Regions from separate parts of the Homo sapiens genome. Here region 1 is linked to region 2. The links are chromatin loops, found by intact Hi-C in ENCODE. Cell type or tissue: dorsolateral prefrontal cortex. All regions are shown on one strand. Each heading gives the region's core, and the rest is flanking DNA. Links, peaks and the distances in the headings are about the cores only. Region 1 overlaps KIAA1549. Region 2 has its middle 11 kb from the start of KIAA1549.

Region 1 (5,379 bases), core at 108-5,107, 73 kb before region 2:
CATGCCCTCAGGTGGGCACCAGCTTCACGCGGCCACAGCAGCCATGCAACTGCAAGGGAAGCTGCTGGCCAGTCTGCTAGCAACCCAGGCTGTGGTGGGGAGGAGACCAAAGGCTGATACTGGATTCAGAGGATATTTAGTCACTACTTTTCTTTCCTCGGGACCCAAGGAGCATTTACAGGGACCTATAAGAGCAAAGAGTCACTTTACTTTTCTTTCCTCGGGACCCAAGGGGCATTTACAGGGACCTATGAGAGCAAAGTGCAGTCTCCTTTCAAGGAAAAGTAAGAAGAGTAAATGAGTAAGAAATTGCAAGGGTTGCCCTTACATAGTTGCCCAACTCATTGCTTGAATTAAACAAAAAAGTATTTTGTTTAAACTATGTCATCCATGCACCTACTGGGTTATGGTAGGACAAAGATCCTACCAAGAACTTCCAAGGCTTGTTTAGTTCTTGTATTTGTTCTAATATTTATTCTCCTTGTGACTGCTGACTAATATGCACCATCCCGTGCATGCCTCTGATGTACTAGGCAAGGGCTGAGCGTTCTGCAGGGACTAACGCATTTACATCTGAACAACAGCCCAATGAAGCAGGTTTAACTAAGCTCCTTGTTTAATGGGTGAGGCAGCAGACGATTAGAGAGGATAAATAACTGTTCTGAGAACTCGCAGGAGGTAAGCATAGGAGTACTACCTGGGAGTTAACTGAGCCCAGCGCCTCTGCTCTTAACCATGAAGCTCCAAGCCTCACAGGCACTGCACACAAGCTCCTTAGAAAGATTGCCCACCCCAGAGAGGCGGCAGGAAGCTGGGCCTTACCAGTTGTGATCAGATAGGCATCGGGGACTGTGATATCACAAACATATGGCGGCTTGGCAGTAGCCAGTGTTGGTGTGTCGACTGTTGCTTCGAGAGTGAAGGCAGTCACGGGACGCAGGGATGGCAGGGGAGGAGCAGCACTACTCTCTGGGGGGCTCTGACTTGCGGCGTCACCCATCAGGGTGGAGTCGAGGGGACCACCAGTGGCAGCACCGGTGCTGGTTGTGCTCACTTCCGTGGAGGTGTTCAGTGGCACCTCTGTGGGTGTGAGTGATGGGCCCACGACGGTCAGCTCTGTGGGCAGAGGGAAGGGGGTTGCTTCAGAAACAAACGAGGATCCTGATGGCAGGTACGCGTCAGTGATCAACACCGTACCAGTGGGAATGGCTTTGGAGAAAGAGGCCAGGACAGACACGTGACCGTCTAGAGCACTGATTTGGTCGTCAGGAGGTGTCAGAGTTGAGAACAAAGAAGACTCAGTTAAAATGGGCGTTGTGTGGACAGTGGTCAATGGTGATGTTGCTTGAATCCCGGCAGTCAAAATGTCAAAAGACTCAGAGCCGGGGGGCACCAGTGCAGTGACTGCGGATTCATGGGAAATGAGTGAAGACTCAAGATAGGAGGTAGTTTCAATGAAAGCTGAGGTAAAATGAGCTTCTGAATCCGTCAGTGAAACCGTAGACGCTTCAACAAACTCGAGAGAATCAGAAGGGAAGCTTGACCATGGTGACACCTCAGAACGGCTAGGTAGCAACATGATGGTGTTTAAAGGCAGCTCGGAACTTGGCTGGAGCTGCGAAAACTCAAGATTTGTGGAACTGGGAAGAGACAGCTGAGATGACTGCAGATCACTAGAGTCAAACAATGTAAATGTCTCAACCAAGGGAGAAAAAGACTGAGATGTGAAGGGGGACAAGTCACTCGGCATCAGAGACAGAGACGCAGGTGCTTCCGAAGGCGAAGAGATGGAGCCGCTGAGTTCCAGCGGGGGTGTTGAGAAAAAGCTGGATGCAAAATCCAAAGCACCTCTGGGTTTATGCTCAGAAAAACTGGAACGTTCTTGGTCAGAGAAAAGTGAAGACTCCACTGAAGGAACCAGACTATAAGGCGTAAAAACACTCGGGTCTCTGACGGCAAGCGACGGTGTGTTTTTGTTTGCTATGACAGAGAAAGATGAGTCAAGGAGAATGCTGGTGATGACCGAGAAAAATGCAGTGGTCACGCTGGATGGCGTCACTTGGGTTTCAGCAACAGACAAGGAGCCAGCAGTAGGATCAAGTGACGCCGGCACAGAGAGGCGGCCGTGGGCAGGGGGAACCTGTGTGGTTGTAACACTACTCATATCCACCTCGGCAGAAATGCCAACACTCGTCTCTGAGATTTCCATGGATCTAGAAGAAAGTGGGACGATAGGTCTGGAGGGGAAAAGCGTATTAAATACTTGAGGATCTTCCTCAAATTCAGAGAAGTCTGCTACGACGCTACTCATTAGAGAGATGCTGCTTTCTTCCAGCACGGTCATGCACAGAGTCTCGGCACCATCCCCTGATCCCACGTCTTTCTCCATGAGGCTCGTGGCCAGAACTTGCTGAGGTGAAGGCACAGTGCAGGCCGCACACCAAGTGTATGGTCTGAATGAGGACACCGGGCTCAGGATATGAGTGTTGTCCACAGGACCGGGGAGGGCTGAATTGCTATGCAATTCGGATGTTTTGCTGGAGTCGCTAGGGAGAAAGGGGTTAGATGAAACATCAGTTGGTGAAGCAGAGGACGCAAATGCAAGAGGAGTTGAAAGCAATGGAGAATGTGTCCTGCTGAATGCAAGGGCTGCGTGCGATGCAGTCACAGTGGGGTATGTTCTTGGAGAGATGGTTTCTTCTAGGCTTTGACTCAACACAGTGGTCACATCAGTGTATCTGTCTGCACTTGTGGCCCAAACCTCCTCTGGAGGCTGTGAGACCTCCCCCAAGGAGGGCAACGGTATAGTAATGCCGTCGCCTAACGGCTGTGGCATTAAAGACCGGGAGCTTAAAAAAAGGGTGGTTTCCACACCCTCTGTTAGGGAAGCCACAATCTCTGGCAGAGTCCTGCTTGATAAATGACTGTAAGCATCAGTAGGATAAAGCACCAAATTCCTGCCAGGAGTTGGAACGATGCCCTCAGAGGTGCGAAAAGCTGACCGAAAGGTGTGGAAATGACTGGCGGACTCAGCATATGCCGCTGGTTGTCGCGTTGTGTTCTGCCAGCCCGATGTCACTTCTTCATCTTGTAAAGAAACCATGGGTAATGATGGAGTGAGCATAGGTTCTAATGCTTCCCTGGGCAGCCCTGGTGGGCTGACTGTGATATACTGTATTGGAGAAACCATCCGTGGAGTGGTCCAGTGAGTATCTGGCAGAAAGTTATCCATCTCATCGTCATTGACGGCCACCTCTTTACTCGTCACTGACACGTAAGTTGCCACAAAGATGCTGGGATCTGCTGTACTTTTGGTCTGTTTTCCTTGGTTAAAAAAGGCTGTATCAAAAGTAGTGGCAGACGGCGGGGCTGTGACATGGAGAGGACTGCTGTGCTGGGAGCCGGGAGCAGTTTCTGTTAAGGCCACTTGTGCAGCGCTGTGCCCAGTGCTTTTCTTCAGCACGAGCTCCATGGAGTATAAAGAAAGGTTGTGCTGTTCCGGAGAGAGCTCATCTATCAAGAAAATCAGAGCTGGGTTAGTGCAATGCATTGGAAGTCACACAGCTAACGTTTTGTTTCAGGCATGAGAATTTACTCATTTAACAAACATCCATTCACCATAAATATCCATGAATCACCGTCAGAAGTTAAACAGCTAGCTGGAAACGAGAAATTGACAGAATTACCATCAGGACAATATCTGCAAATATTCCTAAACTTGGGCACTGTTTTTACCTAAGCTGTGTATGTGTGGGGGTGGGGAGGGCATATTTACAGTTTTTCCCACAGAACCGTAGGATACTGGAAACAGAGGGGGCTGTTCAGTCCATTTTCTCTCATTTATGACATGAGTAAAGAAAGGTTTCCAGAAGGTAAATAAATCAATTATAAGACCACCCAGACAGAGTGGAACTGGAATCTGAATATAAGGCTTCCTTGACTCCAAGGCCTGTGTGTTTTCTCTTCAGTGATAGGAGCTGGCTGCTACGAGAAATGAACATGACAACTCATTGCATCTCTCACTACCCAAGTAAGAGAGTTCCCCAGTTCCTCAGCTGTGCTCCCCAACACAGTTGCTGAGGCTTCCACATGAAGGCCCCAGGCTTCCTGCAGCCTCAGCTTTCACCATTTCCTGCCCCACTCTAGGCCTTCCCAGCTATGCTCTGGCACCTGCAGTGCCCCAAACCCAAACACTCTCTGGCCTCCATGGCTGTGCACATTCTCACCCCCGCCTGGAATGCCCTTCCCAGCTCTCTACATGGATGGATCCTCTCACCCCCGCCTGGAATGCCCTTCCCCAGCTCTCTATATGGATGGCTCCTTCTGGCCCTTCAGATGCAGCACAGATATGAGCTTCATCCTCGATGCTCTGAAGTTGGATTCGTGCCTCTCCCTAGGCTTCTCCCTGTCCTTATCATGCCCACTGAAATGAACTATCTGATCACTAGATTCTGGGCTTCCTAAGGACAGGCATTGTTTACCTGTCTCCCCAGTGCCTAGCACAATAAGTGCTAGGAGCTCAATTGACATCACTTGGATTGATGAATGAATGAATGAATGAATGAATGAAATCCAAGGATACCAAGTTCTGACAACAAAAGCCAACATTATCCCATCATCCATTCAAACTTTTGTATTCCTTAACTTGTGACTGCTGTCATTATCATTTAGTAAGTTGAGGCCTCTCCACCGATAATTCAGGTATGACATAGCCTAGAGAAAAAGGACAAGTGATGGCCCAGCCACTGATGAAAGCCCAGGGCCCAGGGACTGTCCTCTGCAGCCCAGGCTGAGAACTGAGCAACTATCAAAATGCATAACAACACCTCGTTTCTCTAATCCCAACAGTCTATCAGAACATACCTGTGTGAAATGGTATAAGGACAGTCTTGAATTTACTCTATTTTTTTAAGTAAGTCATTTCTATTCTGTTTCTAGCAACATGGCAGACTAGAGATCTTGAAACTGTCTACTTCAGAACATTTAAGATTGCTTAATAAATGTTTAAAAACCATCTTCTAAGTGACTGGATGGCCTGCAAGACAGTAAGGGGAACGTGCTGAATCCAGGAATAAAACAGGAGCTGCTCAAGGGCAGTGACTGGGGACCCAAGGCAGGTACTGGACCAGCTGGCCTGTTGTTTAGGCCACAACGGAGATGAGGGACAAGTGTTAGCCTAGATAAGGAAAGAACCCAACTGAAGACCATTTTCCAAAAGTGGAGGCCCAGGAAGTGTCATAATCTCAGGGAAAGAGTGAATTAGGAAGAAAAATATCCACTTTTCAGAAGACAGCAAAAACAGGCATCGGTTTCTAATAGTGTCTGACTTGAGAACACCTTGGACTGACTTTCCCTTTTCCCTGTTGAACTCTCCTCAGT
Region 2 (5,379 bases), core at 98-5,097:
AAGATGGAGGGTTGGGTTCTGAGTGTGTTGGCTGTGAGGTGCTGGACCCATACCAGGGAGCTGTGCTGACGCCAGCGATGGCGAAGGTGAGCTGAGGGCTTGGAAGATGTGACTCCAGATATGGAATCATTCATACGGCGTCATTAGCTAAAGATGAGAGAGTAAATGACTGCCTAGAAAGGGAGGGGAGAAGGCAAGAAAAGAGGGCCAAGGAGAGCCCTGGAGAAAGACCTTCGTTTTGGAAAGGCTGAAGAGGAGTCCGTGAAAAAGGCAGAGAAAGATCTAGAAAGAAAGCGGAGAAGCACAATGGAAATGTGGTGTCACCAACAGCCTGGGAAACAAGTTTTAAAATAGAGAGGACAGTCAATGTCAAAGACAACAGGACTGAGAAGACCTCTTTGGACTTGCAGATGCAGTTGTTAAAAAGAGACTTTCCTTCTGTGCCTGGCTCATTTTGTCCTCCGGGTTCATCCATGCAGTCTCAAATAACAAGATTTCCTTCTTTTTTAAGGCTGAATAGTATTCCATTGTGTCTGTATACACCACATTCTCTTTATCCATTCATCCCACAATGGACATATAAGTTGATTCCATATCTTGGCTTTTGTGAATAAGCTGCAGTGAACATGGAGGTGCAGATACCTCTTCAACTGATTTCATTTCCTCTGAATGTATACCCAATAGTGGGATTGCTGGACCATAGGATAGTTTTACTTTGAATTTTTTGAGGACCCTTCATACTGTGTCGAAGTGAGGGGGTGGCAGGGGAGGAGAGGCAAACAAAAAGGGGTAAAAGAATGAGTGGGTTAGGAAGTAGTGGAGGCCACAGAAGATGGCGGGTAACAGGGTTGAGATATTTTTTAGGATAGGTAAGACTGAACATCCTTGTAGATTTAAGAGGTGTCCAAAGACAACGAGAGAATAAGATCCAAGAGAGGGATCATCGATAGAGCAAATTCTCAGAGCTAAGAGCAGATGGAATCAACAGCAACAGGTCATTCTTTTGAAATGGCAGCTTCAGCCAGGCGCTGTGGCTCACACCTGAAATCCCAGCACTTTGGGAGGCCGAGGCGGGCGGATCATGAGGTCAGGAGATCGAGACCATCCTGGCCAACATGGTGAAACCCCATCTCTACTGAAAATACAAAAATTAGCCTGGTGTGGTGGCACAAGCCTGGAGTCCCAGCTATACTCGGTAGGCTGAGACAGGAGAATTGCTTGAACCCGGGAGGCGGAGGTTGCAGTGAGCTGAAACTGCACCACTGCACTCCAGCCTGATGACAGAGCGAGACTCCATCTTAAAAAAAAAGATATGGCAGCTTCAGCAGCCCAATGTCCAGTGTCAGGAGAGTGGCTTAATGGCTTGATAAAATCACCATACAGTAACACATGGAAATGTTATACTTCTGTGAAAAAACATAGGAAGTGTTTGGGTTATAATGTTAAGTGGAGGAAAAAATATATATAAAATGGTTTATGAGCTGATATAAAACAATGTGTATGACTGAGAAAGAACTGCGCATACTTAAAATTGTTGTATTGAGGTAATGGGATTATGGGCATTCATCCTCTCCTTTGATGATGATGTTGTATTTGTCTTTTCAATAGAAAATGTTTACAAGAACGAACAATCTTCTTCCAAAAGAAGAGAGAAAGGACAGATTAATCAAGGTAAAGGCCTTAAGTAGTCTCTAAAGTGATTTCTTCCCCGGCCGGGCTTGGTGGCTCATGCCTGTAATCCCAGCACTTTGGGAGGCCGAGGCAGGTGGATCACCTGAGGTCAGGAGTTCAAGACCAGCCTGACCAACATGAAGAAACCCCGTCTTTACTAAAAATACAACATTAGCCAGGTGTGGTGGTGCATGCCTGTAATCCCAGCTACTCAGGAGGCTGAGGCGGGAGAAATGCTTGAACCTGGGAGACGGAGGTTGCAATGAGCCGAGATTACGCCATTGCACTCCAGCCTGGGCAACAAGAGTGAAACTCCGTCTAAAAAAATAAATAAATAAATAATAAAATAAAGTGATTTCTTCCTTTTCAACATCAGTGTCTCAATGTCAGGTGGCAGTATTTGGACTAAAACACAAAAATCCTAAAGAGGAAAAGATAGCATGAGCTAGAGTAGGTATGGAAGGTTTCACAGAGTACGTGGGGCTTAACCTGGGTCTTGAACAATGAGAACAATGGGTAGCATTTGTTAAAGGAAGGAAAAAGAAAAGGGAGAGGAGGGGGTATTGTAGAGGAAAGCAAAGGCAAGAAGACAGAAATGGACAGAATGTGACCTCAGACAAGGCTGCTTAACTAGAGGAAAAGCTATTTGGAGGAATTTGAAGACAAAAGAGCAAATAAATAGGATAAGGTCAGATTTAGACCTGCCATGAGTTAGACCATGCCAAAGACTGCCATGATCTAAACTAAATAACTACCTCAGTCTACCTAAATCACTAGGGAAGACTTTCTGCCTATCGGAAGGGAAGCCCATGGAGAGAGACACATCCTGAGTGCCCATGACCATGGGTAAAACATTTAAACCAGGATCCTTGGTTGGATGAATTGGGCTGGAGACGTCTACTCCTCCTGCACAATTTGGTAGCAATAATGGCAAATAAGAGTGTTCTTGAGGCAGATCCCACGCCTTGCCTCCCTGTCTACTGCAGTTTTTCTCACCTCCTTTGTCTCTAAGCCTCCGCCCCCTAAGACACAAGCTGCCGCAGATCAACTGGCTCAATCCTCTGCCCACATTCTCTATGGTCATTTCCTGCTATAGCCCCAAACCCACGGGCAGCTCTCCCGAGGCATGCCAAAAATCCACATTAGAATCACGGCAACAGTTGGTGAAGGCTATTTTTAGAGTCACCCTCATTCTCTGGCATTATACTTACTCCAACTCACATATGACTGTGTTCTAAAACTCATCGACTCTGGCTCAAACTCAGAATGAGAAGAATGATAACAATCTAGGTCTTCTTGCTCTTCCATCTTGTCATGAGTTTCCATCAATTACATGAACAAAGCCAAACCCACATGAACTATACATCTGTCGCAACTTCTCTGCTTCTCTAGAACACCCCTTTCTCACCCAAATCCCCAGAGACAGAGTCTTCCTAGTATGGAGATGTCTGCTCTCGGGCCTCCTATAGTTGTGGGCATCACTTCTGCAGGAGGCCATCCCTGATCTCCTCATATTGCCCGTGACACCTGTCACTGCATTTACCACATGGAGTTAAAATTGGCCGCGTGGAATTAAATCTTCATTGTCTGCTCCCGACTAGATTATAAGTTCTTCAGGGGCAGGGACCTTGTCATTTTCATCTCTTCATTCCCCAGTGCCTACCGCAATGCTTGGCGGTCATAGGGTTCCATTAATACTTGTTGAATGAATAAATGGAAGTACGTATAAGAACTAAGCTCCAAGCTGGTCTCTTACCCCTCATCCTACCAATCCCTGCCGGCTAAGGTGCTGAACTAACTTAAGTGGGGGGCCTGAGCTTGCCCATAGTTCTTTGCTACCAAGGCCAGGAGGGAAGTACTGTGGCATCTGCGTATCCATCCTGGCACGGACACAGTATAACGTCTCGAACTTCAAGGAATGCCAAGAAATGCTGGATTCCTCTGCTACATGCTATGAAACCAACCAGAGATTGCTTGAGAAATATTAAGGCTGCCTCAGACATGACATTTGCTTGGCCTTGTGCAGAGTTCAGTATGCTACGGTAATTGGCACCAGCAAACACTTATTAAATTTGGTGAACTAAGGCTCTTCACAAAAATAGAGGAAGAACATCTCTGCCCTTTAGGAAATGACAATCTCCAAACAATAAAGTGTGTTTACCAAAATTGAATTTTATAGGCTCTTGGATAAAAATCGTGAGAAGCTGAATGATAAAATTATCTGCCCACAAACAACTCTGTATGGAAGTCATCCACCATTTTAAAGAGAAAATTAAGAAACTTCTAGACTGGCACTGCCCAGAAGAACTTTCTGAGTTGGTGAAATTGCTCTATAACCTTGTGCTCTCCAATGAAGTAACCGCTGGCCACAAATGGCTATTGAGCACTTGCAGTATGGCTGGTGCAACTGAGGAACTGAATTTTTAATGTCATTTAATTTTAATTAATTTTAATTTAAATATCCACATGTGGGTAGTGGCTACCATATTGGACAGTGTAACTCTAGACCATGAAAAAAGTATGATGATGGCTGCCGTGTGGAAAACTAAATACAGAAACTGCCAACATATGACACATGATTCAGATCCGATCACAACTGCTGGACTTGTTTCATGATAGGCACTGATATCTATGGCAAACACAACTCTCTAGACCGGACCTGTGAAATGAGAATAATACAAATAATAGTAACTACCTCATACCCACCTCAGCTTAACCAGTACTGTGTCCCTGTAGCCTTCTGAGAATCAACTTGAAATTCAGTTTGGGTTTGCTGGGCAGTCTCTGCCTGACATGTGGGCCAAAATCGAACTCAGCCACCATCATGTGTGGCCACAGCAGATGTCTGAGAAAGTCCACAAAATAAAAGACATCAGCAGATAAAACATCCACAGTGAAAACGAACACTTCATCAATATAAAAGCAAACTTCCAAAGCTCCCCACTCACCCATCAGATAAAATGCATTGCTGAGCGTGCCAGGCAAAGGTTCTCAGACTCCTGCAGGGAAGGCCAGCTGGTGGGACTGTCCTTCCAGGCACTGCCCCGGGTGTCCCCGTGTCCCTCCCCCTTCACCCACCCTGGAGGCCCCGCGTCCTCCCTTCACCTACTCTACACCTGATGTGCTCGTCCTCACCCCAGCCTGCCCTGTTTGTCCCGCTCCATCCAAATAAGTAATTTTTGTTGGTCTCTTCTTTCTTAGAGCTTACTAGAATTTAATTTTTTTGACCCCAAGAAGCAGAGATTGCAGTGAGCCAAGATCACGCTACGGCACTCCGGCCTGGGTAACAGAGTGAGACCCTGTCTCAAAAAAAAAAAAAAAAAAAAAAAAAAAAGAATACCGTGCACCGTGCCTTAGCAGTATCTATAAAGTATTCTTCTGATGTTCACTATTCGCTCTGTTGACATGATGTAATACATCCAAAGTTTTCTTTTTGATCTCCCAGTCCTGTATGTGGAGATAAGTTCCACCGAGTCATGGTATGGTATACAGTGTAGGGGTTGAAAACATTGGATTTAGATGAAGACAGACCTGACTTTGAATATAGTTTTACTATTTATTAACTGTGTATCTTTAGGCATAGTTTTTTTTCTAAGCTTTGATTTCCTCACCTTAAAATGGAAATGTTAATACCTTCTTCATAGTGTTGTATGGAAATAAGTTAGATAATCAGTTAAGTTTCCCAATACAGTAATTGGCATCTAGTTA

Evidence for each region. A loop is a pair of places that touch in the nucleus more often than their neighbours do. Peaks named below come from ENCODE experiments on the same cell type or tissue, not always from the same donor. Only the 100,000 strongest peaks of a DNase experiment are listed, where the experiment ranks them.
Region 1: a loop joins it to region 2, with 4 times the contacts of the local background. A loop is called at or near these places in 7 of 110 quality-filtered maps.

The regions. Positions count from the first base shown.
Region 1 is chr7:138,915,926-138,921,304 of GRCh38, forward strand. KIAA1549 reads right to left here. Exons shown (of 20, transcript NM_001164665.2): 2 at 823-3,513. Among named protein-coding and RNA genes, the nearest start is that of KIAA1549, 63 kb to the right of the region's middle. RefSeq lists enhancers at 543-1,065, 1,066-1,586. In dorsolateral prefrontal cortex, for the core only: no CTCF peak of the experiment used is centred there; DNase peaks (open chromatin) are centred at 2,997 and 3,377; H3K27ac peaks cover 3,309 bases.
Region 2 is chr7:138,989,401-138,994,779 of GRCh38, forward strand. No RefSeq gene overlaps it. Among named protein-coding and RNA genes, the nearest start is that of KIAA1549, 11 kb to the left of the region's middle. In dorsolateral prefrontal cortex, for the core only: no CTCF peak of the experiment used is centred there; a DNase peak (open chromatin) is centred at 2,702; H3K27ac peaks cover 468 bases.